4 separate regions of the Mus musculus genome follow, and regions 1, 3 and 4 are each linked to region 2. Evidence: chromatin loops called from intact Hi-C (ENCODE). Cell type or tissue: left cerebral cortex. All regions are shown on one strand. Links, peaks and the distances in the headings refer to the core of each region. The heading gives the core; the rest is flanking DNA.

The links. Hi-C counts contacts between places; a loop is a spot of excess contacts. Peaks named below come from ENCODE experiments on the same cell type or tissue, not always from the same donor. Only the 100,000 strongest peaks of a DNase experiment are listed, where the experiment ranks them.
Region 1: it touches region 2 in a loop (3-fold over the local background); 16 of 42 quality-filtered maps call a loop at or near these places.
Region 3: a loop joins it to region 2, with 12 times the contacts of the local background. A loop is called at or near these places in 4 of 42 quality-filtered maps.
Region 4: a loop joins it to region 2, with 9 times the contacts of the local background. A loop is called at or near these places in 13 of 42 quality-filtered maps.

What each region holds. Positions count from the first base shown.
Region 1 is chr5:142,764,711-142,772,082 of GRCm38, forward strand. Tnrc18 (trinucleotide repeat containing 18) reads right to left here. Exons shown (of 28, transcript NM_001122730.3): 10 at 6,595-7,372; 11 at 1,203-1,378; 12 at 341-477. Among named protein-coding and RNA genes, the nearest start is that of Gm31365, 44 kb to the right of the region's middle. In left cerebral cortex, for the core only: a CTCF peak has its summit at 3,431 (motif pointing right); DNase peaks (open chromatin) are centred at 2,163 and 3,427; H3K27ac peaks cover 872 bases.
Region 2 is chr5:142,812,717-142,820,088 of GRCm38, forward strand. It overlaps Tnrc18 (trinucleotide repeat containing 18), which reads right to left and starts at 4,946. Exons shown (of 28, transcript NM_001122730.3): 1 at 4,556-4,946; 2 at 2,299-2,729. The coding sequence starts at 2,485. Gm31365 (a long non-coding RNA gene) reads left to right here. Exons shown (of 3, transcript XR_377182.4): 1 at 1-65; 2 at 538-1,632; 3 at 2,036-3,276. In left cerebral cortex, for the core only: a CTCF peak has its summit at 4,371; DNase peaks (open chromatin) are centred at 3,011, 3,478, 4,028, 4,341 and 2 more places; H3K4me3 peaks cover 2,395 bases; H3K27ac peaks cover 2,340 bases.
Region 3 is chr5:142,965,502-142,972,873 of GRCm38, forward strand. It overlaps Fscn1 (fascin actin-bundling protein 1), which reads left to right. Exons shown (of 5, transcript NM_007984.2): 2 at 4,404-4,560; 3 at 4,666-4,787; 4 at 5,017-5,184; 5 at 6,395-7,372. The coding sequence ends at 6,597. Among named protein-coding and RNA genes, the nearest start is that of Fscn1, 8.8 kb to the left of the region's middle. In left cerebral cortex, for the core only: no CTCF peak of the experiment used is centred there; a DNase peak (open chromatin) is centred at 3,144; H3K27ac peaks cover 1,926 bases.
Region 4 is chr5:142,902,928-142,910,299 of GRCm38, forward strand. It overlaps Actb (actin, beta), which reads right to left and starts at 3,827. Exons shown (of 6, transcript NM_007393.5): 1 at 3,725-3,827; 2 at 2,637-2,765; 3 at 2,310-2,549; 4 at 1,417-1,855; 5 at 1,140-1,321; 6 at 188-1,014. The coding sequence starts at 2,759. The coding sequence ends at 871. Gm38733 (a long non-coding RNA gene) reads left to right here. Exons shown (of 2, transcript XR_003955825.1): 2 at 1-588. In left cerebral cortex, for the core only: CTCF peaks have their summits at 2,863 (motif pointing right) and 3,830; DNase peaks (open chromatin) are centred at 1,821, 3,047 and 3,834; H3K4me3 peaks cover 2,500 bases; H3K27ac peaks cover 2,364 bases.

The DNA.
Region 1 (7,372 bases), core at 2,146-4,645, 49 kb before region 2:
CCCTCCGAGCTGGGTACCAGTCAGTCCGCAACCCACCGAGGGGAGGGGCCAGCCTTACTTTCCGCTACTGCTGTGGCTCTTCCCTCTCTTGCAGGGGGGCGACAGGGCGCTCAGGGTGTGGGTCCGTTTCCTCGGCCTGCCAGGGCCTCTGCGTGCCAGGCTTCTATGGGCATCCTCGTGCCTGTCCCTTAAAAAGAATTCACAGGCTCGGCTAGGAACCTGGGGTGGGCGGGAAGCGGAGTGGGGCACTTGGGTCCACGCACACACCTGACCACTACCAAAGTCGACCTACGGACCAGCTATCCAGGATGGGGCACAAACTGGGGAGAGAGACACTCACCCCGAGTCCCGGCGTCTCTGGAGCTTGACCAACTCCCGCTGTTTCTCTTTGTACCTTCGCTGGACCTCTGCCAGCCGCATCCGGAAGTCCAGCTCTAGCGCATCCATGTCCTCCAAGGAAGATTTCATAGCAAACATCTGCAAGGGGTCCCGGGAGGAGAGAGAGGGAGACAAATGAGGAGGGGAATGCTGTCTGCTGATGCTTGAATCCCATTGCTGCCCCCTATTCTGCTTGGTTTGCTTCAGAGACAATGTCTCATATAGCCCAGGCTGGCCTTCAACGTCTAATCTTCCAGTCTCTTCTTCCTGAGTACTGAGATCACAGGTGAACACCACCATGTGCAGTTTCTCCGAGGCTGAGCTCAAACCTAGGGTTTCTGGCATTACACTTGGGAGTTCAGGTTGGTGTGGAATTCACTAAGTAGCATCACCTGGCCTGGAACTCTCATATCCTCCTGTCTTAGCCTTGCACTTGCTGTTGCCTAATGCCAACCTTGCCGAGTGGCACCCACACTTAAGATGACACGACTAAACACTACCCAGAAGTAATGGTCTAATGAGATAAATAACAAGTGCGTTATTTACACACACAGGTTCGAAGTCTGTCCTTCAAGCTACCTGAGACCACAAAGGCAGAAAAGGGTAGTCCCAGGCCTCATTTCCATTATGCTTTCATGCTGATCCATCACACAGTACCCACAGGACAGGCCTGACACCGTGTGAGAACAATAGGAAAGCCAAGAGAGGGGAGATGACCAACTGAGGGCCACATAGCAAAAAGGTGAAGGTAGCTGGATGGTCGGATCCTGCCCATCTGCCTCTGCCTCTCAGGCCTCCGGGAGGAAGGGAGGACAAGGGCTCACCCGCTCTTCCTTCTTCTGCATCCAGCTATATTTCTTATTGGAGTTCAGTTCACGCGGAAGCCGCAAGTTCTTGAGCGGGTCTGAGAAGGGGCTCTCCAGCACCTCCTTCAACATGTGGCTGCTGGCTGCCAGCAGGCTTTCGAGGGAGGGTCGCACCACCAGGTTTGGCTCTGGATCTGGGGAAGGGAGAGAGGTCAGGGAAGTCAGTGCTGGGACCTGACCACGGGCAAGATGGCCGTACCCATGCAGCCAGCCATCAAGAGGCCAGATTAAACTCCCAGATACTATAGTCAGCCCTGGCTCTGGGCCACACAGCCACACAGCATTGTGGTCTAGTGCACTGTGTGTGAAAGGCCAGGAATACTTCTGAGTAACCAAACACTAGCAGAGGTTCCTTCCCAGGACAATGGATATCCCCACGCGTCTCTACTTGATTTCTCCTTAGTGAATATGTTGTGTCCCACATCAGAAAACAGGTCTAGGGAACCAGGTGTGGTTCACACCCGTCACCCCAGCAGGAGGACTGGGTTCAGGCTATATAGAGACCCTCTTTCCAAACAAACAAATAAATTCCAGGGAGGGGGGAAAGCACAAATGGCTGGAGACAGCTCAGCGGGTAAGGGGACATTCTGCTCTTAAAGGGGATCTGGGTTTAATACCCATCACTTAGGCACCTCACAGCCGCCTGTAACTCCAGCTCCTGAGAAATCCAAGCCTCCTGTACCAGCACTCACGTACACACAGTACACACACACACTTAAAATTGTGTGTGTGTGTGTGTGTGTGTGTGTGTATTGAGAGGCAGAAGCAGGTGGCTCTCTAGTAGTTCAAGACTAGCCTGGTCTATAAAGTGAGTTCCAGCACAGCCAGGGCTACACAGAGAAACCCTTTGAGGAGGAGGAGGTGGGGAGGGGGAAGAGGAAGAAGAATAAAAGAGAGAGAAATAAAAAGCACAAACTTGACTAGAGAAGTAGGTGGCTGAGAGAAAGGCTTACTGTGCTCAAATACCCAGGACGTGGGTAAAGCCCAGCACAGTAACACATTACAGTTGCAGTGTTCCTAAGCGGAGGCAGGAGGCAGGCAGAGGAAATTTTCCAGAAGTCCTAATCAGCTACCTGGCATGGCCTGTGGCAAGCAGGGTGTGATGGGAAAAGAGACCCCAGAGATTGTTTTCAGTCCTCCACACACGTGCCACGGCATGTGCCCCTAACACTAACACACATGTGCCTGCACACACATACACACAAAAACGTGTATCTTAAAAAGCAGAAATCAAGGAGAAAGGTGTAATGCCCCAACACGCACAGGTCTCCTCTGGGGGAGGATGTGACCCCGTGTGTGCTAGAGTTCAGGAATGTACTCTCGTGTTCCAATATTCCTAACACACCCAGCCTCCCGTATAAACACTAAAACACAGTGTAGGGCTGGGGATGTTGGCTCAGTCGATAATGTGCTTGCCCAGCAAGCACTGAGCCTGAGGTTCAATTCCCGGCACCATGTAAAAAGGCATACTGGCCCACAACAGTAATCTCAGTACCCCAGAAGCAGAGGCAGGGGGGGTCAGGAGTTCAAGGTTATCCTTTGTTGCATAAGGAGTTGGGGCTTCCTGAGCTCTGTGAGACCATGCCTGGCTGAATTCAGCTAGGGCTGCCTCAAATTCACAGGCCTCTTGCTTCAGCCTCCGAAGCGCTAGGATTAGAGACTTGCAACCACCGTGTCTTACTATTTTAATTTTATTTTTATTTTAACTTATTACTGTGTGTTCGTGCGCGCACATGTGTACACGCGCGTGCGTGTGTGTATGTGCACGTGTATGTGTTTGAAAGAGAAACAGAGAGAAAGAAAATGTGCTATATACACAACAGTGTGTATGCGGAGGTCAAAGAACAACTTCCAGGAATTGGTTCTCTACTTGCATCCTGAGTTATAGAGAATCGAACCCAGATCTTCAGGCTTAGCAGCAAGCACCTCCCTCACTGAGCTGTCTCGTTGGTTCACTTTGCATTTTCGAACTGATATTTTTTTCCAGTCTCAAAGTTAACCAGTTTTGCGTGCTTGAGGAAAAAAATGCAAACCTCCCCCCGTGTCTGAAGGCCTAGAGGGTGAGCGTGAGTAATCCCAGCCCTTAACAATAATCAGGCTCCGCAGCCCTGTTCCTAATGCGGGATGGACTCTGCTGGGGACTGTCCTGTACAAGCTCCATCAATCACTGAAGCCTCCCTGACTCTCCCCACTAGATGGCAACAGTGTCTTCCTGAACCGGTTACAACCAGAATTACTGCTGCCAACAGAGGTGACAAAAAAGAAAAGAAGAAAAAAAAAAAAACCTCCTCCTCGCTCATTGAAAAATCAGTGGTTTGGGGTTTTATTTTTTATTTTTATTTATATAATCATTGAATTTTTATTTTGTTTTGTTTATTTTGTTTTACTCTGGCTGACCTGGGACTCACTTAGGTAGACCAGGCTGGCCTTGGACTCCTAAAGATGTCTCCATTTCTTTTTTGTTTTTAAGACAGCACCTCATGTGTCAAGGCTAGCCTGGACACAAGAGAGTGACTTTGAGCCCCAGACACTCTGGGTTCTGCCGGGTGACAGGCTATCCCACCACACCTGGCTTATACAGAACAAGAGATGGAACCAGGGCTCTGTGTGGCACCCACTGTACCCTGAGCTACAGCTTCAGACCTTCTTGCTTTACAACAGTTCTTCAGACTGGCTCTCACAGCTGCAATGACAGCCCTGTGCCACCCAGCGGGAGGGCTTTATGCTTGTATGTTGGCTTGTGAGCTAAGCCATCTCTCCAGCCCAGGTTTTATTTGTAAAATAAATGAACTCCATGCAGCAGTGAACCCACCAGGTTCCTAGCACATCAGACTGAAGTGGGCCAGCCTGTTCTGCCCCACCCCTATGGCTTCAGCATCCCCATGGGGGCAGAGGATGGTGGAAGCCAAATTACAGAAGGGGACGGCTGTTTGCCTGCTCCTTCTCCCTTCACACAGCCAGCCTGGTTGGTCCAAAGCGCACCAGAAGACACATTCCAAGCCAGACCCCTAACTTAGCAAATTGGATGTGAATCCTAGTCATCTTGAGAGCCTCCTGCTGCAGCCTGCTAAATACCAGCACGGCAGGTATGCGACATTCCGACCAACCAGGCGCAAGGGGGTGTGGCCTATGTACAATGGTTTCTACAGAGGGTAGAGATTATTAGGGCAGGCCCTAACTTGAGAGAGAGAGAGAGAGAGAGAGAGAGAGAGAGAGACAGAGAGAGAGAGAAAGAGAGAGAGAACGAGAACGAACCTTCCAGAGGGAGTCAAAGTCTAAAAACAAAGACAGGCAAAGGTCAGGCATCTACAAACAGAAGAAAAATGACTGGATAGGTCTACAGCATATTTACAATCCCAGCACTCAGGAAGACGAGGCAGGGGAATTGCTCTAACTCCTAGACCAGCCTGGGCTTCATATCTGTCTTTAAAATAAAAAATAATAAAAAGAATGAAAGAAACTCTCTAGTCAAAGGGGCCCAGGCACACACATCAGCTTGTGGCTGTCACTACTAGGGGGTGACTGAGAGATGGGTCCAGATGTTGCTCATGGCTGGCCTTTGATTTGGGGGTTTGTCACTAGTAGAATTGGGAGAGATTCCTCAAAAAAGCAACAGGGGTCCAGTGTAGAGGTGCATGAAAGCAGTCCCTGCTCCCCAAACAAAAGGACTTCCTCTGTGTGTGTGTGTACATGTGTGCAGGTGCATGCATGTGAGTGCATGCACACATGTGTGTGCGTTTGTGTGTGCATGTGTGCATTCATAGGTGAGTGGCCCCACCCCTACAGAACACACAAGTCAGGTGTCAGTCTCCCTCCTTATCTGAGAAAGTATGTCTTGTTCTTGTGTAGACAACAGGCTCAAAGGCCACTGAATTCCTGGAATGCTTCTCCTTCTGCCTCCAATTCTGTTGGAGCAACCAAGGAATTTCAGAGGCATGCACGCCTAGCTAGCTTCAGATGGGTTCTAGGGATCTTCACACTCACGCAACAGGGCGTTACCCTTGGTGCCGACTCCCCAGGCTTTTTGTACTAAAAAGCATGAACCCCAGTGGGCCCAGGATGAGGTGTCTCAGAGTTCTTCCTAGAATTTCTGGGAAAGATACAGACTCAGCCCAGCTGAGCAGGCCAGAAGGCATGGGAGGAACTCCTGGAAGCCCCAGTGAGGAGAACGAGCCTGGCAAAAAACGAGGTCAACAGAGAAAAGTAGAACAGGAGACAGAGGCAGAAAAAGGAAGAACCAACCGGATAATCACAGGAGAAAAAGACTCAAGACGACTTAAGTACCCAGACTCTACTTAATGTTAGGTCCTGATTGCTCAACTTCGGTTCCAAGAGCATTTAAATTCTCTTTTTTGGGGGGATGGGTGGGTTGGGGGAATTGCAGAGGATCTAACATAGCCGCAGCACACATGTGGAATTCAGAGAACATCTTTTGCGAATCAGTTTTCCTCTGCTACTACATAAGTTCCAGGGCTCAAGATAGGTGCCTTTTTACCCACAGAGTCACCCCTCTTGCTGCCAACATCCCACCCACCTGCTCAAAACTCTTGCTTTCATAAGACACAGGGGGGAGGGGGTGGGCCTGGGGGCTTAAGTCCATCACAATGGAACCTCTGGTTATACACGTTTCTCACAGCTCCTAGCTCCACTTCAATACTGGACATGGAACCCATGGTCAATGGCTAAAGCAAGCACTCTACTATCCCAACTGACACTTGAACCAGAAAGGGGACTATTTATTTACTTATTTAATTTGCACTTCTGGGGATGATACCAAGACCCTCTTGGCTAGACAGGTGCTCTACCACTGAGCCACACCCCAGCCCCTCACTGGGGGATTCTAGGCAGGTGCTCTACCACTGAGCCACACCTCAGCCCTCTTTTTACTTTTTATGGTGAGAACAGGGTCTTGATTAGTTGCCTTGGCTGGCCTTCTATTCTCTAATCCAACTGGCCTTAAACTCACAATCCTCCTGCCTCAGGCTCCCATGTAGCTGGGATGGATGGGTGGCCTATGCCACCAAGCCTTATTTTATAATTAAAAGCAAAAACAGAACAAAACAAAACAAAAAATCTGTGAATAAAACATATTCTGGCAATCTTTGAAGTTTTTAAGAAAAAAAAACAAAAAACAAAAAACAAAAAACAACCTAAATGTGTAAATCTACTCTGAAGATCTGGGTAGCGTAGACCAAGTTGGCCTTACTAGAACCACAGAGATAGGCCTGGGCCTCCAGGTTCAGACACTGAGCTCTGGAACAAGCAAGTCATAGTTCAGGAATGCTGAGATTAAAGGCATGCACCCCCACCACTGAATAAGAGTCTTGGAAGCCTTCAGCCCAATGCTTACCTGCAGCCTCCTGGCCCCTCCGGTCCAGCTCCAGCTCAGCTATCTCACTCAAGAGGGTGATGCCCTGCAGAAAGCTGTGTTCCAGGACGAGGCTGGGGGCTGTATCCAGCTTCTCCCCGGCTGGGACTCCAGGACCCAAGGAGGGCAGAGGCCTGGCTTGGGGCAGCTCGGCTGCAGCTGCCAGTGCATTCATGCCGGCCAGTGGGTCATCCAGGCCAGGCAGGAGGGATTCGGAGTGGGTCTCTTCCAGATAACAGGTACTGGCAGGAGCAGGCACAGCCTCCTGGGCCTCCAGGTTGAGACACTGGCCCTCTGGGACAGGCAAATCACAGTCTGAGAGCTCAAGGCTGGGCTGAGGCTCAGTCAAAGATGGCTGGGGCAGACTGTCCTCAGGCCCTGCCTCTGTGGTGGGCTCCTCCATCGGCACATCCAGGGGCACCTCCACCGGCTCTTCCTTAGTCTCTACCAGTGGCTCGGGTGTCAGCTGTGTCCCCAACTCCAGGGCAGTCATGCGGTGCTCTGTCTTACTCGGTAGTTCTATCTGCGGCTCGGCAACCTGTGCAAAGTCTGAAACTTCAGAGGGCTCCCGGCAGCCCGGACCTGCTGTGCTCAACGCCTGGGCCTCGAGAGGACTACCTCCACAGCCACCTGCGGGGCTCACGGCCACCATGGTCTCTGGGACGGGCAGGGCCAATGGTGACTCAAGGGGAGGCAGTTCTGTGGGGCCCTCTTCGATATCCTCAACTTCAGCCTTCACCTCCCGGTCAGCCAGCTGCTC
Region 2 (7,372 bases), core at 2,926-5,425:
TCACTAGGACTTCTGCACCCCAGCAGCCACGGGCAGGGGCATCCTCCAACCGGACCAGCCCAGAGGTAACAAAAACCCTCTTCCCTCTAGGCTGCGTGACCCTAGCAAATCGCTCAGTTTCTCTGACATTTTATACAAAAGTAAACAAATAAAGACCGGTCTGCCGGTCTGATAAGGCTGCCAAGATCTAAGGAGCTGGCAGCCAGAAAAAAAGCACTGGGTGGTGCCCCTATGCAAAGGTCTAGCACCTGCACCCCCTGCAAAGAAAGCCAGGTGGGGGAGGGGTGTCTGGAGTCTCCATCCCCGCCAGCTCCTCCGGTTTGAATGGGGTGCAGTCCCATTTCGTGGTTAATGGGATTAAGTACGGCTTCAGCTCTGGGCCTTGACCTGCGGTCCGGTCTATCTGCCCCATCTGGAGGTGGGGGACAGATGGGACGAGTGGGAAGTCATAGAGCTTCGAGGGCCTCCACTCTTCCCTCTCGGGCAAGCAAGGCCTCAAGGGGACGACTGCTGTGACTTTCCTCCCATTTCCTCCAGGCCCTCGAGCTACCCTGTACAGAAGTCGAACAGCTCCAAGCAGAGAAGGCCATGACACAGGATTCCAAGGCTGCTTCCAGCTGGATTGCCTAGTCTATGCCTCTGTCACATCATCCACTAGATGAGGGGTTAAGCATGGAAGGCAGTCTGACTATGCTACGCCACCAAGGTTGGAAAATGCTGTGCACTTAGAACGACAGCAGCAAGGAATGGCTATCAACGCTGCTCTCAGCCAAGCCTGGGCCAGATCCCAGGCAGACCTGGAGCAGGCGACAAGCTGAGATTCAGCCAGCCAGGAACACCCTGAGGTCAGATTCCCAGGCCACAGGAGGAACCCCTGCCGCCACTTCCAGCTAAACCAACTAACCCAGAGATCCCAAAAGTCCAAAAATACACACACCCATAAACCTCCAAAGGCCCCTCTCAAACGGGGTTGGCCCAAATGGCCTTTGTATCCCAAAGCCCTCCCCAATTCCTGCCTTGGGAATGGTCTGATGCCCCACCTGGGTCGCAGGGCACCATTCCTGTATGAATCTGGTCTTGTCACCACCCCTAAGCCCCAAGCGGACGCGCCTCTAGTTCTCAAGGGGCACACGCACACCAGGGGAGATGACCCGGGTCCCCGCGCCCCCGCCGGCGGGGATCTCTGCTCGCCCCTCCCCCGCCGGCGCTTCACAAAGGCCCTTTGTCCCGCTGAGTCCCGGACTCCCAATTCTAGAAAAGTTCCAGGAGAAAAATATCAAAGGCAGAGGCTAATTCGGCGAGCCGTGGTCATCCTGGCGGGCAGGGGAAGATACTAAAGTGGTGGCTCTGAGCCCCCAGGGTGTCCAAGTCTTGTTCCAAAGGACGAGGGAGCGAGTTCCTGGGGAAATCGACCAGGTTTTGTTTTGTTTTGTTTTTTAAAGGAAGAGCTGAAGTGTTCTCCTTAAGCCAAGCGTAGAAGTGAGGAGCAGCCGGGGAGGAGGGACCGGCTTACGAAGCCGCCACCAGGCAGATCTGCAGGTCCCAGACTCCCTGTCTTCCGGCGCACGGTGACCAAGACTTGGCTCAGTCCCGCCTGTCCCTCTGCTCCTTCCCTGTGCAGCCCAGGGAACGGTAAGGGATTGGGCCTTCTCAGCCACCACCTCCTGCGTGTCACCATGGGGTACCCCCTGAAGTCGGGCTCTGCTAGAGTGCCGGCTGGGTTGCACCGACCTATATCTTCCCCAGATAACCAGCGTCCCTAAGATCTTAAGGGTTCACCACAGATTCAGGCTCCTAAAACTGTGGTCACTATTCTCCTTCATTCTCCCACACCCACCCTTGGAGGCGTGGAACCGCCGGGGACGCGGCTACACACAGGGACATAACCCAAGACCCACCAGTGCTTGCCAAGAAAAAGACCCATACGGGAGCGGCTGTCTGTCTCCTGGGGTGTGGAGCTGACACGCTGTTTTCGCGCCTACAGGTTTTTATTTATTTATTTTTATTTTATTTTTGCAAACTCCTCTTCCTCAAGAGCCCTCGGACTGGGATCCCCCAGAGTGGTTGTGACTGCAGACACTTGAGCCTCAGGAGGACTGAGACTATCTGGTACACTAGGGACAGGTCTGTCTTCCTGGAGACCGACCTCTGCGCTAGCAGCTGAGCGAGCCTCCTGCACACCCTGGTGAAACCGGACAGAGACGCCCAGCTCCAGCCGCCTAGGTTTGACCTGGGCTCCCGCCCTAATATCCCCATCAAAGCTGGAGGGTGGGTGCTAGCACAGTGCGCAACACTTACCCGGGTGCGGGTGAAGGTTGAGACCGGCCATGTATTTCCCGGGCGGCGGGGGACCTGGCAAGCCCGAGGAGGGCAAGCGTCCGGCGGTGGCCGCGCCCACGCGGTGGCTGTCCATGGCCAAGCCGGACAGCAGCGGCGGCGGGGGGCCGTGGACGGACCGCTGGGGCCCGAAATCTCGGCCATCCATCCTCCGCGGGAGTGCCGCGATCAGCCTCCCCACCCGGCCCGCCGGCCTGCTTCAGTGGGACTTAAAAGTTCGGCCTCGATGTAGTCCTAGTGTCCTCGGGTGGCGGGCGCTCCGCGGCGTGCATGGCGGCGGCCAGCGGGGCTTGCGCTCAACCACGGGCCCGCGGCCCGGGGCGCATGAACCGCCCGCGGTGAGTCCCCTCCGGGCGGCTGAGCGGAGATGAGGAAGGAGGCGTACACGGTATCTTTGGTGAGGGAAGACCGCGGAAGACACAGAAGAGGGAAGGGGGAAAAGGGGAGGGGAAAGAGAAAAAAAAGAAAACAAGTTTCAGAAAGTCGCCTCGCCCTTCAGGGTAGGAGAGTAGCGAACCGAGCTGGTGGCCAGAAATAAAATCGGGAGTAGCCGCCCCCTCTCCTCGAAATGCGAAAACCTAGGGTCCTTCCTCCAGCAGTTCAGGGTTCCCAGGGACGTGGCTCAGGGAAGCGGCCCGGCTCGCTGTGTCCCAGCCCCGTCTCTTGCCTACGAAGTTCTCCCTAACTGGGGAAGGCCACTCAACAGACCGCGCCCGTTCAGCTAAATCCAAACCCGTAGTTTATTTTTCAGGCGTCACAAGCTCTGGAGGTTTAAAACTTCGAATGCTTTTGAGTTGGTTGAAATGTGTCCATAACGCCATACCAACTATCTGATTCGCAAAGTTTAATGTTTAACCTTTTTAGGGCCCTCGTCTCCCTTTTTTTTTTCTCCTTGTGAGCCGCGAATAATAATAATAATAATAAAAGGGGTGTTCGGTTTAGGGGCTTTTTGTTGTTGTTTACCAAGGTCAGATACGAAACGGGTTTATTTTTAAAGGAAGATCACCGCCCCCCTCCTGCTGCCCCCGTTGGGCCATTGGGAGTCGCAGAATCCGAGTCCCCGAGACGTGGCATTCTCGCCCGTGAACTGGAAAAAGACTCCTTCAAAACAAGATTTGGTTTCATTTTCCAACGCCCGGGCCTGGGAATACCGATGCCCGGAGAACGTGGCTTGGTGTGGAGGATTTGGGGATCATCAGAGAAGAAAGAAGGGGTCTCCAAAGATCTCAATTCTACCCTAGCTTTGTGACCCACACACCCCCAAAATAACCTACAAAGGAAAAAAAATAACTTAACAGCGCGGGCCAGCGGAGGGGCGCCTCCCCAGCATCGGGTAAACCCTCCTGTAAGTCCTATTTAAGCTGTTTGTTTAAAAGATCTGTCGCTTTCCTGTTCCCGAGGGGGTAGGGAGGTCTCAGAGAGCCCACCCTTCCCTCCCTGACTACCAGCCCCAGGCTACTCTAGACCCCCTGGTTCCGGGAGAACCGGGGCGCTCTAGCAGACGGAGACTAAGCCACAGCTCCCGGGTGACCAGCCGCCCTACGCCCAGACCCAAAAGTCCTCTTCCCCCAACTTTGCTAAGGACGCCTATTTTAACGTGGCTTTGGTTACAACACCCCCTCTTCCTCTCGCCCGCCCTCGCTCTTTATCAGGCTCTGGTTACCAGAATCGCGTTTACTTTTGAAAAAATCTAGGATCGTCACAGCCCGGGATACTTGTCTCAAAGGCGCCAGGAGCTTCCCGCATACACTTAAAGATAATATTCATTAAAGGCAGCGTTTTGAAAAAGGCAGAGCCCAGGCGCCCCACTTTAAGGAAGTCGGGGTGAAGCCCTACGGAGCAGCCTTTGCCATGGTCGAGAAGCTGGCGTGGCTATCTGCGGGGTTCCACTGCGTCCTTCTCTACTTTTCCCCTCTTAAATGCAGCTAAAATGGCTGAATTCCGGCTTTTAATTAAAAACAGCCTATAATCGAAACCGTCTCGGCGTCCCCGGGCTAGCCCGCCGCCTGCCGGGAACCAAGTAGGGAACCGCCGCCCTCGGCGGTGCTGCAGACTGAGAGCTCGGGTGGGAGTCCAAGGCGCAGCGATGCGTCCTCTCCCCCTGATCCCTGCCCTCCGCTTCCCTTCTGGGGACCCCGACTGTTTCGGGGACCTTCTGCTTTGCGGACCCAAGGGGTACGCTGCACAAGTTCGGGGAGCATCGGGGCCCGGAGCGTACCTGGCGCGGCGGGGCTCCGGGCTCCAGGCTCCGACGGCGACTCCGGCAACCGCCGCGGTTCCTGGCGCGGCTAGGCGCCCGTACTGCCCGCCATCCCTCGGCCGCCGCTCCCCTCCGCCACCCGCAGCCGCCTCACACTTTTTGCCCGCCTTTCCTTTTTTTGGTAGAAAACCGCTCCCCGGGCCGGGCGCGCGGCGCGCCAACTCCTCCGCCCTCCCGCGGCCCCGCTCCCGCAGCCCCCGGAAAAGCCAGCTTTCCTCCCGCCGAGCTCCCCGCTTTTTAATAAAATCCAGGTAGCGCCGGTTTAAAGAATCCCAAATCTCCATATACAGCCCGGGATTGGAAAAGGTACATTACACAACCCCCCTTTCAAGTTCCTCTCGCTGGATCTAAAAAAAAAAAAAAAAAAAAAAAAGCGAAGGGGGGGCTTAAGGGGGACGGGGGAGGGGAGCCTCGCAGGCGAAGAAACACGCATTGTTCCCGGGTGCCCGCCCCCCCCTTCGGGCCAGCCCCCGGCCGCAGCGCATTGGTCCCGCTCGCCGCCCATCACGCGCATGTAAACACCTTGGCCCTCAGCCATTCCTATAAAACCAATTACGGACCTCGGGGCTCCAGCAGTTTCCAGGCTCCCCACGGCGGGGCTGAATGATCAAAACTGGTGGTGAGAATTTTTCCGAGCCGTTTCTAGGCAGCCCTCCCCCACACCAGCTCCAGCAGACCCCCCCCTTCTTTCTCCTTCTCCCTCCCCCCACATCCCAGCCCCTCCTCCTGCGTCTGGGCTGAGTGATCAAAATAGAGGAAGATGGTTGTCGCCGCAATCCCGGGCATTGCAAGGCCTCCTGTCAGCTTCCTTCTTCGGGAGGAGGTGACAAGCTAGCCGGGAAGAGCCGGGAACCGGCGAGCTGCTCATTGCGCCCGCGCCCGGCGCTCCCTCTCTAGGGTGCCACTCCAAAGAGCGAGGTTCAGACGAAAAATAACAAGGCCTGCTTCTCTCTCGCTTGCTCGCTCACTCTCGCCTTTTAAAATAAAGCAGCGATTCATTCCCTTTCCCCCTAGCAGTCGCGGTCGGGTGGGGTGGGCAGGCAGGCGACAAGGCCTTTTTTTTTTCCTTTTGCCCCTGCCTGCGGGTCCCCTCCCTGAAACGCGGTGTCAGAAGGCTTTACTGATTAATATTTTGGACAGGCCGCGGCGGTCGGCAGCGGTGAGTTGCATCTTATAAAAGGTTCCTATAGAAACCCGGGCTGTGGGGCTCTGCGGCCGAGTGCGCACCGCGCGCCCCTCCCCAAAGCCCCTTTTGGCGTGGGCGCCCCTCCTTCCCCCTTTCCCCGCCAAGAAAAACCAGAGCAGAAAAAAGGATTAGATCGGCGGAACGCGAGCTGAATCCCTCTCGGTTCTGACATTTCAGCCCTATTAGCATTTCTCCACGGGGCCTTCTGAAACCTATTAAGGTGTAATATTAAAAACCTCTTGGCTGGGGGCCTCTCTCGCCTTCCATCCGCCGCGCCCCCTCCAGGGAGGGCGAGACCGGGAAAGGGAAAAAAAAAAATCTGTTGAGCTCAGAGGAAGCAAGCCAAGCCCAAAAGTGCTTGGCTGGCCACGGCGGCCAGAGGGGGAGGGGAGCACTAATCCCCCAGACTTTGTACTTTTATTTTGCTCTTTCAGCAAAAAAAAAAAAAAAAAAAAAAAAAAAACTTTCGAAGTTAAGTGGCAGGGAGCCGCCGACGGCAGTCTACCTGACTGGGGACCCAGGGAGTGTGATCCTTGCCGAAGGGACCCGTTCTAAAGGGTGGGGAGATCCCCTGCACCCTCTCGGAGCCCGAGCCCAGCTAGGCATTACCTACCCTGGAAAGGAAGCTTGGAAAGACAGAGAGCCTTGCAGATCCTACCTCGAGAGCAACTATAGGGTTTTAATTAAAACAAAAGAAGCCCGCTCTTTCGCCCTGCTCTGCGGACTCAGCGTTTTCCTGCTGCTGCTATTTTTTTTTTAAGAAAATCCATTTTTAAGGCAATTTTTGAGAGTTTTTTTTTAATGAGCTAGTTAGTGCTCATCCGTTCTATTTTTCTTTCCTCCACTTTTAGAAGGAAAAAAAAAGAGGGAAGATTCGAGAGAGAGCTGGGGGTGTCTAATTTAATTCCAGGATAAATTTGAAGGGGGGAAAAAATTCAGCCTCTTGAGAGCAGTTTCAAGTTGCCCTTCCTGGAGCTTTCTGGGCTGGTTTCTAGGCTGCCCTCTTTTAGAAGCTGGAGCTCGGTGGGGGGAGGAGAGAGGAGGGAGAAGAGAGAGGGAGAGGGAGAGAAAAGAACGAAAATAGCCGGAGCTGAGGGGAACTGAGCGGCGGTGTCCGCGCGCTCGGAGCTGGGCGACGGGGTCTCAGTGGCAGCCAGGGGCGACCGGAGGCGACCGGTGCTGCCCGGGGACCGGCAGGAGCAAAGACGGAGAGAGGGGGGTTAGAGAAAGGAGGTATTGTGTCTGTGTGCCTTAGGGGAGGGGGGGAGTTGATTGCAAGAAATAAAATAAATGCTGTTAAGCTGCGAGGGCTTCTGGAAACAAGAGAGAAACGGGCTGAGGGGGTGGGGGGCGCCTAGTGCCCTTGAGTCTTATCCAGAGGCCTTTGTGGGTTCCTAGTTAAACCCTCCCACGCCTCAGTCGCTCGCTTTCCCCCACCCCCCAACGCCCTCCAATATTCAGAGCGCAGGCCCTGGTCTCCCCCCAACCCCCTCATCCCTCCCGGGATCCAGAATGTTTTTCTTATTTTAATACAGCTCAAGAAAAAATATGTATCTTGAGAGAGTCGGAGTGGGGTGGGGGGATTGTGC
Region 3 (7,372 bases), core at 1,688-4,187, 150 kb after region 2:
GGGATTCTAGGCAGGGGCTCTACCACTGAGCCACGCCCCTAGCCCCTCACTGGGGGGTTCTAGGCAGGGGCTCTACCACTGAGCCACGCCCCTAGCCCCTCACTGGGGGGTTCTAGGCAGGGGCTCTACCACTGAGCCACGCCCCCAAAGCCAGTTTTTCTTTCTTTTTAAAAAAAAATACATTTTAAATCTAATTACCTTTATCAGTGTGTGTGTGTGTGTGTGTGTGTGTGTGTGTGTGTGTGTGTGTGAGAGAGAGAGAGAGAGAGAGAGAGAGAGAGAGAGAGAGAGGGAGAGAGGGAGAGAGAGAGAGAGAGAGAGAGAGATTGGGACTGACTGGTCCCAGTTCTGGCTTTCCCTGACTGTTCCATTCCCCGCAGTGGGCACGGTTAGATCAGGTGGGGTCACTTAGGCTCGCTAGCATTGGGTGTGGCTCTTTTCTGCCCAGTATGCTGTGCTAACTCAGCTGTCCCTGCACGTGGCAGGTCAATTACAGGTAGGCTGAGGGGACAGTGGGTGACACCCTGTATATGTGTAGCCAATTGTTCTCTTAATATTTAGCCATCCCTAGTGTGGGCCAGGGGCAGGAGAGCCATTTCTGCCTGAGAAGGTTGAACAGACTACAGCCCAGAGCTGTGGCCTTGGGGTGGCTGTCTAGCCTGGGATGGCCCTCCTACTCTCCTCTGTGCTTCAGTGGTAGATCCTGTGGAGGCACTGGGCCAGGGTCCTTGGGGACCTATCATGGAAGCCATGTCTGCTGATCCATATGTCTAGAAGGGGAGGCATCTGTCCATCCCCACTCCTGAAGTCAAGGGACCCCTTGGTCTTGCAGGGTGACCTTGGGCCAAGGCCAGCCACCTCTGAGCTCCATCTTCTGCTTTGTGAGGTAGAGGTAAGAGCCTTTGGCATTGACAACACAGATAGAGACTCGGTTGGGTCAGGGTGGCATTGGCTGGCATACTCTTGGGTGTAGTGTCAACTAAGGATGAGTTCCTAGGGGCAAGGCTGAAGGTGGCATCTACCATCCCATACCACGTTCTGCTGCCTAAGGACGCCTGAAGACAACTGTGAGACTGGCAGTGTACACTGCTTCCAAGCTGAGGACATTGTTAGAATCCCAGATCCTTGAAACAATGAGTTTATCTTGTTAGGACCCAAGATCCCACTCCTAGGTGGAGTCAAAGCCTTGGGAGCGGCACCTTATTGGGGCTCAGTGAGGTCATGTGACATGGAAACCATGTAGTGTTACTATGTAGCAAGAAGTTAGAAAGCCATGCAACAAACCTGTAATTCCAACTCCTGAGGCAGAGGCAGGTGGATCTCTGATTTCAAAGGTAGCTCCAGATACACTGTGAGACCTTCTCAAAACAAGACAAGCAGACTGGAGAGATAGCTCAGAGGTTAAGAGCACTGGCTACTCTTCTAGAGGTCCTGAGTTCAATTCCCAGCAACCAGTTGGTGGTCACAACCATCTGTAATGGGATTCAATACCCTCTTCTGGGGTGTCTGAGGAGAATGACAGTGTAGTCACATACGTAAAATAAATAAATCTTTAAAAAAAGAAAAGAAAAATGAAAAGGGAGGGGGGTGATGGAGACATGGCTCAGACAGTTTTTTGTTTGTTTTGGCTTTTTGGTGTCTTTTCTTCTTTCTTTCTTTCTTTCTTTCTTTCTTTCTTTCTTTCTTTCTCTCTCTCTCTCTCTCTCTCTCTCTCTCTCTCTCTCTCTTTCTCTATCTTTTCTCTTCTTGTCTTGTCTTGTATCTGTGTAGCAGCCCTGGCTACCCTGGAACTCACCTATAGGTCAGGCTAGCCTTGAACTCAGAGATCAGCCTGCCTTTGCCTTCCAATGCTGGGTTAAAGGTGTGCTCCAGCACTGTCCACTCTGGACCACTTGTTCTTGTATTCACCTAGTTCTCACAGGGTGGCTCATGACAGTTCCAGGCGACCTGACCTCTTAGGGCACCAGGCACATGTGCGCATATTCATACACACAGGCAAGACGTTCACACACGATACATACAATACAAGACGTATCTTTCTAAAAATTAAAGAAAATAAATGAGAAGCGAGAGGGAAAGGAGGGAGAGCCACTGTTTGGACTGGACCACCACTGGCAGGGAAATGCCAGAAGGTTCAGACAGCATTCAGGGTTTGTGGCTGGTGGGGGCAGGGATAAAGGAGGAGTTTTCTAAAGGAACATGTGGTCTGTGCGTGTGTGTGTGTGTGTGTGTGTGTGTGTGTGTGTGTGTGTGTTACTAGGGGTAGACTCCAGGGCCTTCCACCATGCTGGGCAAACAATTTACACTGAGCTATATTTTCGACCCCCTCTTTATTTTATTTTTATTTTATTTTATATATAGCTCTGACTGGCCTAGAACTCATTATGTAAACTAAGGTGACCTCAAACTCACCCATACTCAAATGAGATTCACCTGCCTCTGCCTCCTGAGTGCTAGAGACAGTCATGAAGCACCACGCCCACCTTCTCTTTAAAAAAAAAAAAAAGCCTATTGCTTTTGTTTTTATTTTTGTCTGTGGAGGGTGGTGCCCACACCCAGTGGTGCCAGTTTGGAATCAGTTCTCCTGCCCTATTCTACCTAGGGATCGAACGCAGGTGGGTAGGTTTGGCAGCAGCTGCTTTTACCCCACGAGCCATCTCGCTGGCCTGTAGCCCTTTGTGTGTCTGTCTGTCTGTCTGTCTGTCTGCATGGAGTGGAGTCTCATGTAGCTCAGGCTGGCCTGCGAGTTATGATCTTCCTGACCCTGGTATCCAAGTGCGGAGACTGCAGGCTCACTCTGCCACGCCCTTTTACACAGTTCTGGGATGGACTCTGCATGTCAAGTGAGTTATAGCCACGGCCCTATTTTATTTTATTATTTTTGAGATCGGGCCCCACTCATCATGGAGGCTAAGGTCGGCCTCCTGAGTGGTGGGATGACAGGCGTGGGTCGATGTGCCTGGCTCCTACTCTATTCTTTTACTTTCACACATACCCACTACAGGAAGCGAGTAGCGAGCCCCCTTTTACCAGCACCCCGCCATGTGACATTCCGCAGAACCAGCGCCATCTGTGTGTTTATTCAATGGTTTTGGTTGTATTTAAAGCAAATTCCCCACACTGGTGCTTCTTACCCAGAAACGCCTCCATCTGTAGCTACAAAACCAGGCCATTCCTTACATAACGGCAGCGTTGCCTAACTGGAACCGATCTTTAAGACCCAATCCAGGCCCACGGGAGAGTTCTGCTAGGCCTTAGAACATCTTTGTGGGTGGTTCGTTTGAAGTTTGATGGCTTCCTTCCTCCCCTGCTCCCCTTTCTCCTTGCCATTTTGGGCACTAGAGTTTAAAGAAACCCGCCTGCCACTGAACTAAATCCCCAGATTTTTTTTTTTTTAAGTTTTTTTCGAGACAGGGTTTCTCTGTGTAGCCCTGGCTGTCCTGGAACTCACTCTGTAGACCAGGCTGGCCTCGAACTCAGAAATCCACCTGCCTCTGCCTCCCGAGTGCTGGGATTAATGTCTTATGTATCCCAGACTGGTCTTGAACTTGTGGTCATGCCTGGAGTATCCTATTTTGATTGTTTATGTGTATACCCCTAATATGGATGTCAGAGATTCATATCATATGTGCCGTCTTTGGTCATCCTCCATACTTTTGGGGGATGTATGGGGGCAGGGATGGAGTCTAGCCTGGGCTGTGGTAACACACGCTTTTCATTCCAGCATTAAAGCAGAGATAGGTCGATCTCTGAGTTCTAGGACAGCCTGGGCTACACAGGGAAATTCTGTCTCAAAAAAAAAAAAAACAAAAAGAGAGAAAGAAAGGAAAAGAAATAAGAGTCTCCCTATATAGCCCTGGCTGTCCTAGAACTTATTATGTAGACCACGCTGGTCTTGGACTCACAACAGAGATCCATCTGCCTCTGCCTCCTGAATGTCCACTCTCTGCTTGGAGACAAGAATCGCTCAGTGGCCCGGATTCAGGGATTCAGCTAAGCTGGCTGGTCCCTGAGCTCCAGGCCTCCATCTGTCTTGGCTTCCCTGTGACAGGATTATCGGCTCATGCCACCGCGCCTGGCTCTTACACCATTCCTAGCGATCTGAATTTAATACTCTATGGTCAAGCCATCCTTCAATGCTCCCTCCCCTCCTGTTGAGACAGAGTCTTACTCACTCGGTAGCCTGGGGTCCCAGAACTCACAGTTAGTCTCCCGTTTGTTTCCTGAGTGGTGAGATCGTTCCTGGCTAGCCTTGGCTGCTGATTTGGTAGCCTGGTCCCGCCCACTGCTTAGGATTATCACTGAGGAGTTTAAGCCACACTTCAGGAAGCCCTGTGGATCCTGGAATCTGAGTGAGACAAGGGTCACACAGTGGCCTGACCGGCTCTGGTCTCTCTCTGCAGGAATGGACCTGTCAGCCAATCAGGATGAAGAGACCGATCAGGAGACCTTCCAGCTGGAGATCGACCGCGACACAAGAAAGTGTGCCTTTCGCACCCACACGGGCAAGTACTGGACACTGACGGCGACCGGAGGTGTGCAATCCACTGCGTCCACCAAGTGAGTGACACCCTACACCCCTTCATCACCTGGCCTGGCTCTTCCCCCAGGACTGGGCAGCCTGCTCGATGCCCCCACGTTGCCAGCCCCTCTTCTCTTCCCCAGGAACGCCAGCTGCTACTTTGACATCGAGTGGTGTGACCGCCGGATCACTCTGAGAGCCTCCAACGGCAAGTTTGTGACCGCCAAGAAAAATGGCCAGCTGGCCGCCTCGGTGGAGACAGCAGGTAGTCACTTGGGGGCACGTACCCTAAGCCTGTTTCCCTAGTACCCCGTGGTCAACCATCAGTCCCACCTGGACCTCTCTGTGTGTTCAGGGAATCCCTGTAAGCTGGTGTACCCTCAGGCCAGCAGCCTGTGACCCTTAGCTTCTTGGTATCCCTCTCTGCTGAGCCATTCCCTGACTGGCCCATCTTTGTTGCTGTGAAGCTCACTGGCTCCCTTTCCCTGTGGCAGGGGACTCGGAACTCTTCCTCATGAAGCTGATTAACCGCCCCATCATCGTGTTCCGGGGGGAACACGGGTTCATTGGCTGCCGCAAGGTCACGGGCACTCTGGATGCCAACCGTTCCAGTTACGATGTCTTCCAGTTGGAATTCAATGACGGCGCCTACAACATCAAAGGTGGGTTCACTGGGTGAGGATGCACCTGGCCATTCAAAGCCGACATTAGGGAACGGGTGTCCTATGACCGCCTGGGGTAGCCCCTCCCCCCTTGTCTTAGAACTTTCCTGGCCCAACCTGGGCAGACAGCGAAGGTGGGAAGCAGCTAGGGAGAGTGGTCGTGGCTCCAATCTGGGAATCGGAGACAGGAGAATTATCTTTTTTTTTTTTTGGTGTTGAGGACAGAACCCAGGGCTTTGAGCTTATTAGGCAAGCATTCTACTGCTGAGTTAAATCCCCAACCCCAAGAATCATCTCAAAAAGAAAGAAAGAAAAGGGAAAAAGAAGGTGGAGCCTGGTGGTGGTGGTGGCGGCGGCGGCGGCACACGCCTTTAGTCCCAGCACTCAAGAGGCAGAGGCAGGTGGGTCTCTGAGTTCTTGCCAGCCTGCTCTACAGAATACATTCTAAGACAGCCAGAGCTATGCAGAGAAACCCTGTCTCAAAAACAAACAAAAAAAGGGGGTGGGGAGAGAAGATAGAAGATAAGGATATTCCTTCTTAGCTAGCTGTGGGACCAAAACCAGTGAGAGGACACAGCAATCCAGAGGTGTCAGTCAGAATCAGAGCCCTGTGCTGTGTGTGGCCTTAGCAAGGCAAACGGGACTCCTTTCTTACAGTGCTGAGGACTGGACTCAGAGCTAAGATCCAGCCCCTCCCTGGGGGATTCTAGGCAGGGGCTCTACCACTGAGCCACGCCCCCAGCCCCTCACTGGGGGATTCTAGGCAGGGGCTCTACCACTGAGCCACACCCCCAGCCCCTCACTGGGGGATTCTAGGCAGGGGCTCTGCTGCTGATATATGTCCTTTTTGTTTGTTTACTTGTTTGTTTGTTTGTCTTATTGTGGCCCTAGCTGTCCTAGAACTTGCTTTGTAGACCAGAGATATACCTGTCTCTGCCTCCCAAATGTTGGATTTAAAGGCATGTGCCACCATGCCCCACCCTAGCCTAGCCCTCTTATGTTTTGTAGTTTGAGATGGCATGTCAGTAGATTTCCCAGGATGGCCTTGAATCTAGGTAATCCTCCTGCCTCAGTTTCTTGAGTATTTGAATTATGGGACTGTACCTTACATCCAGCTGAGCCCACTCAGTTCTGGAAGCTGACAGCGGGAGGGAGTGTTAATCCTTTGGGGACTGACAAGGTGGGGTTAACATGTAGTCTCCCTCCTCAGACTCCACGGGCAAGTACTGGACGGTGGGTAGTGATTCCTCGGTCACCAGCAGCAGCGACACCCCTGTGGATTTCTTCCTTGAGTTCTGTGACTACAATAAGGTGGCTCTCAAGGTGGGCGGCCGCTACCTGAAGGGGGACCACGCTGGGGTCCTGAAGGCCTGCGCGGAGACTATCGACCCCGCCTCACTCTGGGAGTACTAGGGCCACCTGCCCTCTGCAGGCCGCTCTCGTCAGTCCCTCCTGTTATCCTTACTCATCGGGTGGCCCTGCAGCAGGTGGCAAACCCCTTGCCTTTCAAACTGGAAACCCAAGAGAAAACGGTGCCCTTGCTGTCACCCTCTGTGGACCCCTTTTCCCTAACTCACTGCTCCCCATGGGTCGGTGGCTGCAGACTGTCCCCAGGAGGGACTCTGGTTCCCTCTGTCCCCTTCTTTCCATGGGGAACTCTGGCACCTTTCTTCTGACCTCAGTCAACTCTGAGCCTTATTTCCCCCCAGGAAGTGGCCTAGGAGAAGCTACAGGGCCTAGGGACTTACCCTGAGCTTGTAACTGGAAGACCCCGTCCCTATCCCCGCTCCCGCCCCCACCCCACCCCACCCCTGCTCTGGCCCCAGCCTCTGGAGGCCAGCCTTTTGGCGGGACTGAAGCCGGGCATGGCCAACCTTGCCCACAAGTGTTTTTCTGGATCTTGGCTGGAAGGCAGTCTGTCCCATCCTGCAGTGTTTGGGCCTGGCTCTTTGACTCAAAGCTAGCTAGGTGGCACTCCGTGTCGCTCCTGCACATTCTGGAAGGGGCGGGCCTCTCACCCACCTCATTCCTTTTCCCCCTGGCCTGACTGGAAGCAGAAAAATGACCAAATCAGTATTTTTTTTTTTTTCTTTAAGGAAATGTTACTGTTGAAAGGCCCTAGGCAAGCCTGCCCTGTTGGTTGTAGTCGTGAGTGGTCTTGGGGGGAGATGCTTGGCTCCTGTCCCTG
Region 4 (7,372 bases), core at 1,621-4,120, 89 kb after region 2:
GAGTACCTTTTCAACTCTTCAAGACAGTCTGAAGGTGTGGTTATTTGTGAGACTTCATTAAAGGGCCTGTAGCCCTCCCACTAGATACCATCAGCAAGGCCTAGCCCACCCTAGATGCCCCCCCCAATAGAGCTCCACACCCACCCAACCTGCTCCCCACACCCAGCAAAGCCACAGAGCCACAAGCTGTTTGTGTAAGGTAAGGTGTGCACTTTTATTGGTCTCAAGTCAGTGTACAGGCCAGCCCTGGCTGCCTCAACACCTCAACCCCCTCCCAGGGAGACCAAAGCCTTCATACATCAAGTTGGGGGGACAAAAAAAAGGGAGGCCTCAGACCTGGGCCATTCAGAAATTAAAAACAAAAATGAAGTATTAAGGCGGAAGATTTAAAAAAATTTTTGCAGTACATAATTTACACAGAAGCAATGCTGTCACCTTCCCCGGGGTGGACTCAGGGCATGGACGCGACCATCCTCCTCTTAGGAGTGGGGGTGGCTTTTGGGAGGGTGAGGGACTTCCTGTAACCACTTATTTCATGGATACTTGGAATGACTATTAAAAAAAGACAAAACCAAAAAAAAAAAAAAACAAAACAATGTACAAAGTCCTCAGCCACATTTGTAGAACTTTGGGGGATGTTTGCTCCAACCAACTGCTGTCGCCTTCACCGTTCCAGTTTTTAAATCCTGAGTCAAAAGCGCCAAAACAAAACAAAAAAACTTAAAAAAAAAAAAAAAAAAAAAAAAAAAAACTTTAAAAAAAATTTAAAAAAACAAAGCCATGCCAATGTTGTCTCTTATTTTTTTTTTTTCTGCGCAAGTTAGGTTTTGTCAAAGAAAGGGTGTAAAACGCAGCTCAGTAACAGTCCGCCTAGAAGCACTTGCGGTGCACGATGGAGGGGCCGGACTCATCGTACTCCTGCTTGCTGATCCACATCTGCTGGAAGGTGGACAGTGAGGCCAGGATGGAGCCACCGATCCACACAGAGTACTTGCGCTCAGGAGGAGCAATGATCTGAAGAAAGCAAGACAAGATGGTGAATGGTGAGCTCTCTGGGTGCTGGGATTCCCCTTAAACCTAGAAGGTTGCTCTGACAACCACAGGGCCCACCCTCACCAAGCTAAGGATGCTTAGCTTACCTTGATCTTCATGGTGCTAGGAGCCAGAGCAGTAATCTCCTTCTGCATCCTGTCAGCAATGCCTGGGTACATGGTGGTACCACCAGACAGCACTGTGTTGGCATAGAGGTCTTTACGGATGTCAACGTCACACTTCATGATGGAATTGAATGTAGTTTCATGGATGCCACAGGATTCCATACCTAAGAGAAGAGTGACAGAAATCAGACTTAACTTGTACTATGGCCTCAGGAGTTTTGTCACCTTTAGATGGAGAAAGGACTAGGCTACAACTTACCCAAGAAGGAAGGCTGGAAAAGAGCCTCAGGGCATCGGAACCGCTCGTTGCCAATAGTGATGACCTGGCCGTCAGGCAGCTCATAGCTCTTCTCCAGGGAGGAAGAGGATGCGGCAGTGGCCATCTCCTGCTCGAAGTCTAGAGCAACATAGCACAGCTTCTCTTTGATGTCACGCACGATTTCCCTCTCAGCTGTGGTGGTGAAGCTGTAGCCACGCTCGGTCAGGATCTTCATGAGGTAGTCTGTCAGGTCCCGGCCAGCCAGGTCCAGACGCAGGATGGCGTGAGGGAGAGCATAGCCCTCGTAGATGGGCACAGTGTGGGTGACCCCGTCTCCGGAGTCCATCACAATGCCTGTGGTACGACCAGAGGCATACAGGGACAGCACAGCCTGGATGGCTACGTACATGGCTGGGGTGTTGAAGGTCTCAAACATGATCTGTAGAGAAAAATAAATAATGTTGTCAAGTTCAGAAAGCCACAAGAAACACTCAGGGCAGGTGAAACTGTATGGATAGATCTGAGACATGCAAGGAGTGCAAGAACACAGCTAAGTTCAGTGTGCTGGGAGTCTCAGGACAGGGGCTCCACTTAGACCTACTGTGCATCTACTCAATACACACTCCAAGGCCACTTATCACCAGCCTCATTAGCTTTGTCACACGAGCCATTGTTAGTACCTAAACCCACAGCACTGTAGGGTTTAAACACCTAGTCAGAAAGGCAATTGAGAGAAAAAAAGACCTCGTCTGGGAAAGAGCAGAAACTGCAAAGATCCAAGGGAGACTCAGCTCATAGAAGGGAGTCCTATGGGAGAACGGCAGAAGAAAGACAATTGAGAAAGGGCGTGGCTGAGAAGCTGGCCAAAGAGAAGGGTTACCCGGGATACTGACCTGGGTCATCTTTTCACGGTTGGCCTTAGGGTTCAGGGGGGCCTCGGTGAGCAGCACAGGGTGCTCCTCAGGGGCCACACGCAGCTCATTGTAGAAGGTGTGGTGCCAGATCTTCTCCATGTCGTCCCAGTTGGTAACAATGCCATGTTCAATGGGGTACTTCAGGGTCAGGATACCTCTCTTGCTCTGGGCCTCGTCACCCACATAGGAGTCCTTCTGACCCATTCCCACCATCACACCCTGTGGAAGGGAACAGCCTTCTTAGCACCGGCATCGATCCCCAAGAAAACCCCAGGCTTGCCACTCCCAAAGTAACAGGTCACTTACCTGGTGCCTAGGGCGGCCCACGATGGAGGGGAATACAGCCCGGGGAGCATCGTCGCCCGCGAAGCCGGCTTTGCACATGCCGGAGCCGTTGTCGACGACCAGCGCAGCGATATCGTCATCCATGGCGAACTATCAAGACACAAAAGAAGGCTATAGTCACCTCGGGGCCGCCAAGAGCAGCCGCTGCCGCCCTGCCCACTTCCGGCAAGCCGCGGGCTCGAGCCGCCAGGGGGCGCGCGCCCAAGCTCAGGGGACAAAGGAAGCGCAGACCGGCCGCATTATTACCATAAAAGGCAAACGCTGGCCCGGAGGCGGACCTAGGGCAGGAAGCCAGACCTCCGCCCCCTCCCCAAACGGGCGCAAGCTCCGCCTACACTGCGCCGACGGGCGGCTTGTGCGCGCGCGGGAGGCGACCACACCCAGCAGGAAGCGCAAACAAGGCGCCCGTGCCACTGTGACCCCGCCCCTTCCGGACAACGGCCCCGCCCTCGCCCAACCCCGGGCAGCCGCGCTCCCAGCCTCAATACGCACGCGCAGCTAACTAGGAAGAGGGGGAGAGGAAGAGCTCCCTCCCTAGCGCACACGCGCCTCGATGCCCAGTGATAGAGAGCGCACGCGCAGTGGCATCCCAGCCCCCACCCGGCCGAGCCGGCCCTGCCGCGCCCGCCCGCCCGCCCGCCCGCCCGGCAAGCCGAATAGGCAAACCGGTTTGGACAAAGACCCAGAGGCCATTGAGGCGTGATCGTAGCGTCTGGTTCCCAATACTGTGTACTCTCAAGATGGACCTAATACGGCTTTTAACACCCGCAAGCCGCACCGGCTCATCAAATGCCCACACCGCGACCCTAGTGTGTCCCCAAGCCCCACGCACCGAGCGGGAGCGGGCCCACGAGTGTCTACACCGCGGGAATGTGGCTGCAAAGAGTCTACACGCTAGGCGTAAAGTTGGCTGTGCCAGTGTCCGCTCCGCGGCCCGGCACCACCCTCCACCCGCCCATGGTGTCCGTTCTGAGTGATCCTCAGGACCCTGCAGTGAGGTACTAGCCACGAGAGAGCGAAGGCCCGCTGGGCCCGGCGTCCCTGCTTACCTGGTGGCGGGTGTGGACCGGCAACGAAGGAGCTGCAAAGAAGCTGTGCTCGCGGGTGGACGCGACTCGACAGTGGCTGCGCGTTGCGCCGCCGGGTTTTATAGGACGCCACAGCGGCCACTCGAGCCATAAAAGGCAACTTTCGGAACGGCGGGCGCTGATTGGCTCCGCGTCGCTCACTCACCGGCCTCGCCGCACAGTGCAGCATTTTTTTACCCCCTCTCCCCTCCTTTTGAAAAAAAAAAAAAAAAAGAAGAAGAAAAAAAAAAAAAGCGAGAGAGAAAGCGAGATTGAGGAAGAGGATGAAGAGTTTTGGCGATGGGTGCTGGCTCCGTAGGCCCAGATGTACAGGAATAGCCTCCGCCCTTGTGGACACTGCCCCATTCAATGTCTCGGTTACTAGGCCTGCATTCTGGGGGTCACCCAACCACCCCAGGACCCTCTGGGTGTGGATGTCACGTGGATATCGAGCACTTAAGTGGATGAGGGTCAGCATCGAGGCCCGGACCCTATTTGTGTGGCCTCTTGTTTGAGGGACACGCGGGGCCTGGATTGAATGGACAGAGAGTCACTCCCCCTTGCTAGCAATTGCTAGCAATAGCCGGAAAGCCAGATCCGGGGGGGCCCCTTCTGCTGTGGTTCTAATTTGCTAGGTGTGTTGGGGTTCAACTTGGAAGCAGAACTCTGGTTGGAGAGGTTTTCATGGATCTTGACCTCTTAGAGACTCAAGGCCATCCTATCCCAAGCATAGGGCGAGCCCCAGTGGTCCAATAACTGGAGGTGTTGCAAGAAGATGCCTCCAGATATCCCCTGCCCCGGATCTAGAAAGGAACTGTGCTCAATAGAACAAACAAAACTTCTCATGGAGTCAGGCACTTTTGGAGAACTGCCTGATCACACCCAGGCAAGACTAAGCCTGGGCCGTTAGCTAGTGTCTCTGGGTGACTGCCAGACATCGCTGGGCTGGGGCCCACCATCTATCCTCTATTTATTATGTGCAGCCACAGCTGAGTTGTGCACTAGTCCATCTGCCAGCCGTGGGGATTCTGGGAGTGACAAGCTGCTCAGGGAAAAGTTGGTGGTCACCGGAGCCCCAAATCCTCCAGAGAGAAGCAGCCCCTGTCCCCCTCACCTAAGTACCAGTGTTCTACTTAGCAAGCCAGCTATTTGGCTGAGAGCTACACACGGGGTCAGGGTTGAGGGCCGGATCCCTCAGCTTAGCTTAGAAGGACACGCACCTTCTGGGAGAGTGTGACAGAAAGCTGGATTTAGGCAAGAAGGGTGCTTCAGGTGAGATGCTCTGGGCCTGCCGTGCCTCAGTGCATGCATAGGTAGGTGTTCACTGGCTCACAAAGTGTAGGTGTTGAAACCAAAGAAGGCTTCATCCATATATGGACTACAGTGGCCAGCTTCCTTGTTCTTGGCTGGTGGCAGGGCATTTTGAAGTTGCTGAGGCCTTGTCTGGAAGAGGTGACCATCACCCCAGCATATGCTGTGAACTGGAAACACACCCCTAGTTATCTTTCCCACCAAAAAAAAAAAAAAAATTTGACAAAAGTCTTCTGCAGTCACCAACCCTGAGAGAACTTTCCCAGGCAGTCTCCTCCCTGCCTCCGGGGGACAGGACTGCCCTGGCCCTGGCCTTGTATTTCTCAGTTGCTCAGGCAGTTTGCCAGCTGCCCAAGGACCTGCCAGTCCTGCAAGTCACAGGTGGGGGTGGGGCAGGGCAAATGCTGCCTGTCAATAAGGAGAGCCCAGAGTATTCCCAGGAGAACCCTGGTGGGGTGCAAGGGAGAAAGATGCCATCAGCCATCAGGGGTGCAGGATGTGGAGGGAGCCTCTTGGGTGACACCAGACAGCTTTACTAGGTTAGAGCAGACCAGATTCCCAGGCAGGACCTGTGTTGCCACTTTGTCACCTCTCAGTCCTGGGACTGGTCAAGGGGCAGGCACCTCAGCCCCACCCGACCTCTGAAACAATTCTGGTCTGTCTTGTCTGCAATGATCATTTTCCAGTGTTCTCTTTCACATTCTTGGGGGTGGCGTGGGGGGGATTTCTCTTGGTTTGTTGGAAATTGAGGGTGGGAGGTTGTTTTTAACAGGGTCTCAGGTAGCCTAGGCTGCTCTCAGATTTGATATGTAGTGGAGTATAGACTTGAACTGATCCTTCTGCCTTTACATCCCGAGAGTGTTGTGATTACAGGCATATATCACCATGCCCAGCTTCTTTGTTTGAAACAGTGGCTCCCTATGTAGCCCAGGCTGGCCTCAAACTCCTGCTCTTCCTGCCTCAGCTTCCTGTGTGCTTATGAAGACAGTCATGGTGCCTATTCAGGCTAGTCTTAATAACTCAGCACCTCCCCCAGCCCGGACAACATAAAACAAGCCAGCCCTTTGAGGGGCCCCATCACCCCCCACTTCCTTCCACTAACACACACACACACACACACACACACACTGAGGGGCTCTGTTCTGTGGAATGAATGAGAGATCGTCTGGGTGTCCTCAGCCCTGACAAAGGAGAGGTCCCTGAGAGGCCGGCAGAGGTGGAGGGGGCCTCAGCTGTTAAGTTTGGGGTGCAGACAGGAGACGGAAAGCACAGAACAGGGTGGGGGTGGGGAAAAGAGGAAGTGGAGGAAGGGGAAGGCAGAGGAAGTGAAGCTGGCCTTCTCCAGAGAACTTTGCCCTCACAAAGAGCTGTCACTGTTACTGTCAGGCACCCAGCTGGCAGCCACAGCCTGGCCCAGAGCATGGGTGACACCTGTAGCTTTAGTGCACTTCCCCCCACAAGGGTCCCCTTCCCTGAAAAGCCTTGGGACGAGAGAATATTTACAACCTAATTCAAGGCCCACTCTCTGATCCTCCTCTCAGAAGCCATATGTCACTTCTCCTGGGGACATTCAAGCCCAGCTGGCCAGGAAGACCCTAAGCTGCACATTTTCAAGTGAGAAATTGAGGAAGAGGGGAACTTCCTGTCACAGTAGCAGGAGCTCTGTCCAAGAGGGCGGGTCCCTGCAGACAGCAGGATGTCAGTAAGGCACTAAATGAATGAGGGAGGGCCTGGAACGTTCCAGAAAACATACTCCCTTTTTACAGGTTCAGAAAACTGAGATGGGCCTGACAGAGCGCCCAGTGCTTTAAGATCCAGCCATAATGCCTCTGTACTCAGGGGCCCCTGAGCTAACAGCCTGCCCTCTGCCTCACAGGGCCCCTCCCTGGGTAAAGTGGCCTCTGGAATGTCCCCGGGGACTAGGTCCAAGGACTGCTCCAAAGTTGGAATTCCTGGCCCCACCTCCTCCTTAGTACATATTTCTATCTCTCAGAGTTCAATGAGGGCAAGCCAAAGGCCCTGGTCATACGTAGGGTACCACCGGAAAAGTCTACTGGATGCCTGCTTGCAGGGCCACCTCACCCATGCTCTGATAACCCTGACTCCGCAGGGCTTTTTCCTACAGGAGGTTTGTCCAGGAGTGTGGGTTCCTCCAGCTGATTAACTTCTCAGCCTTTGGGGCCAGCTTCAGGCTGCCCTCTCCAGGCCCAGAGAGCAAGTGATCAGGGAAGATGACCCAGAAAAGGAATAGCCTGGGGCCAAAGCAGATGGCCCTTTCTTCCCAAACAGCTTCGGAGTTACTCAGTTACCATATCTGCT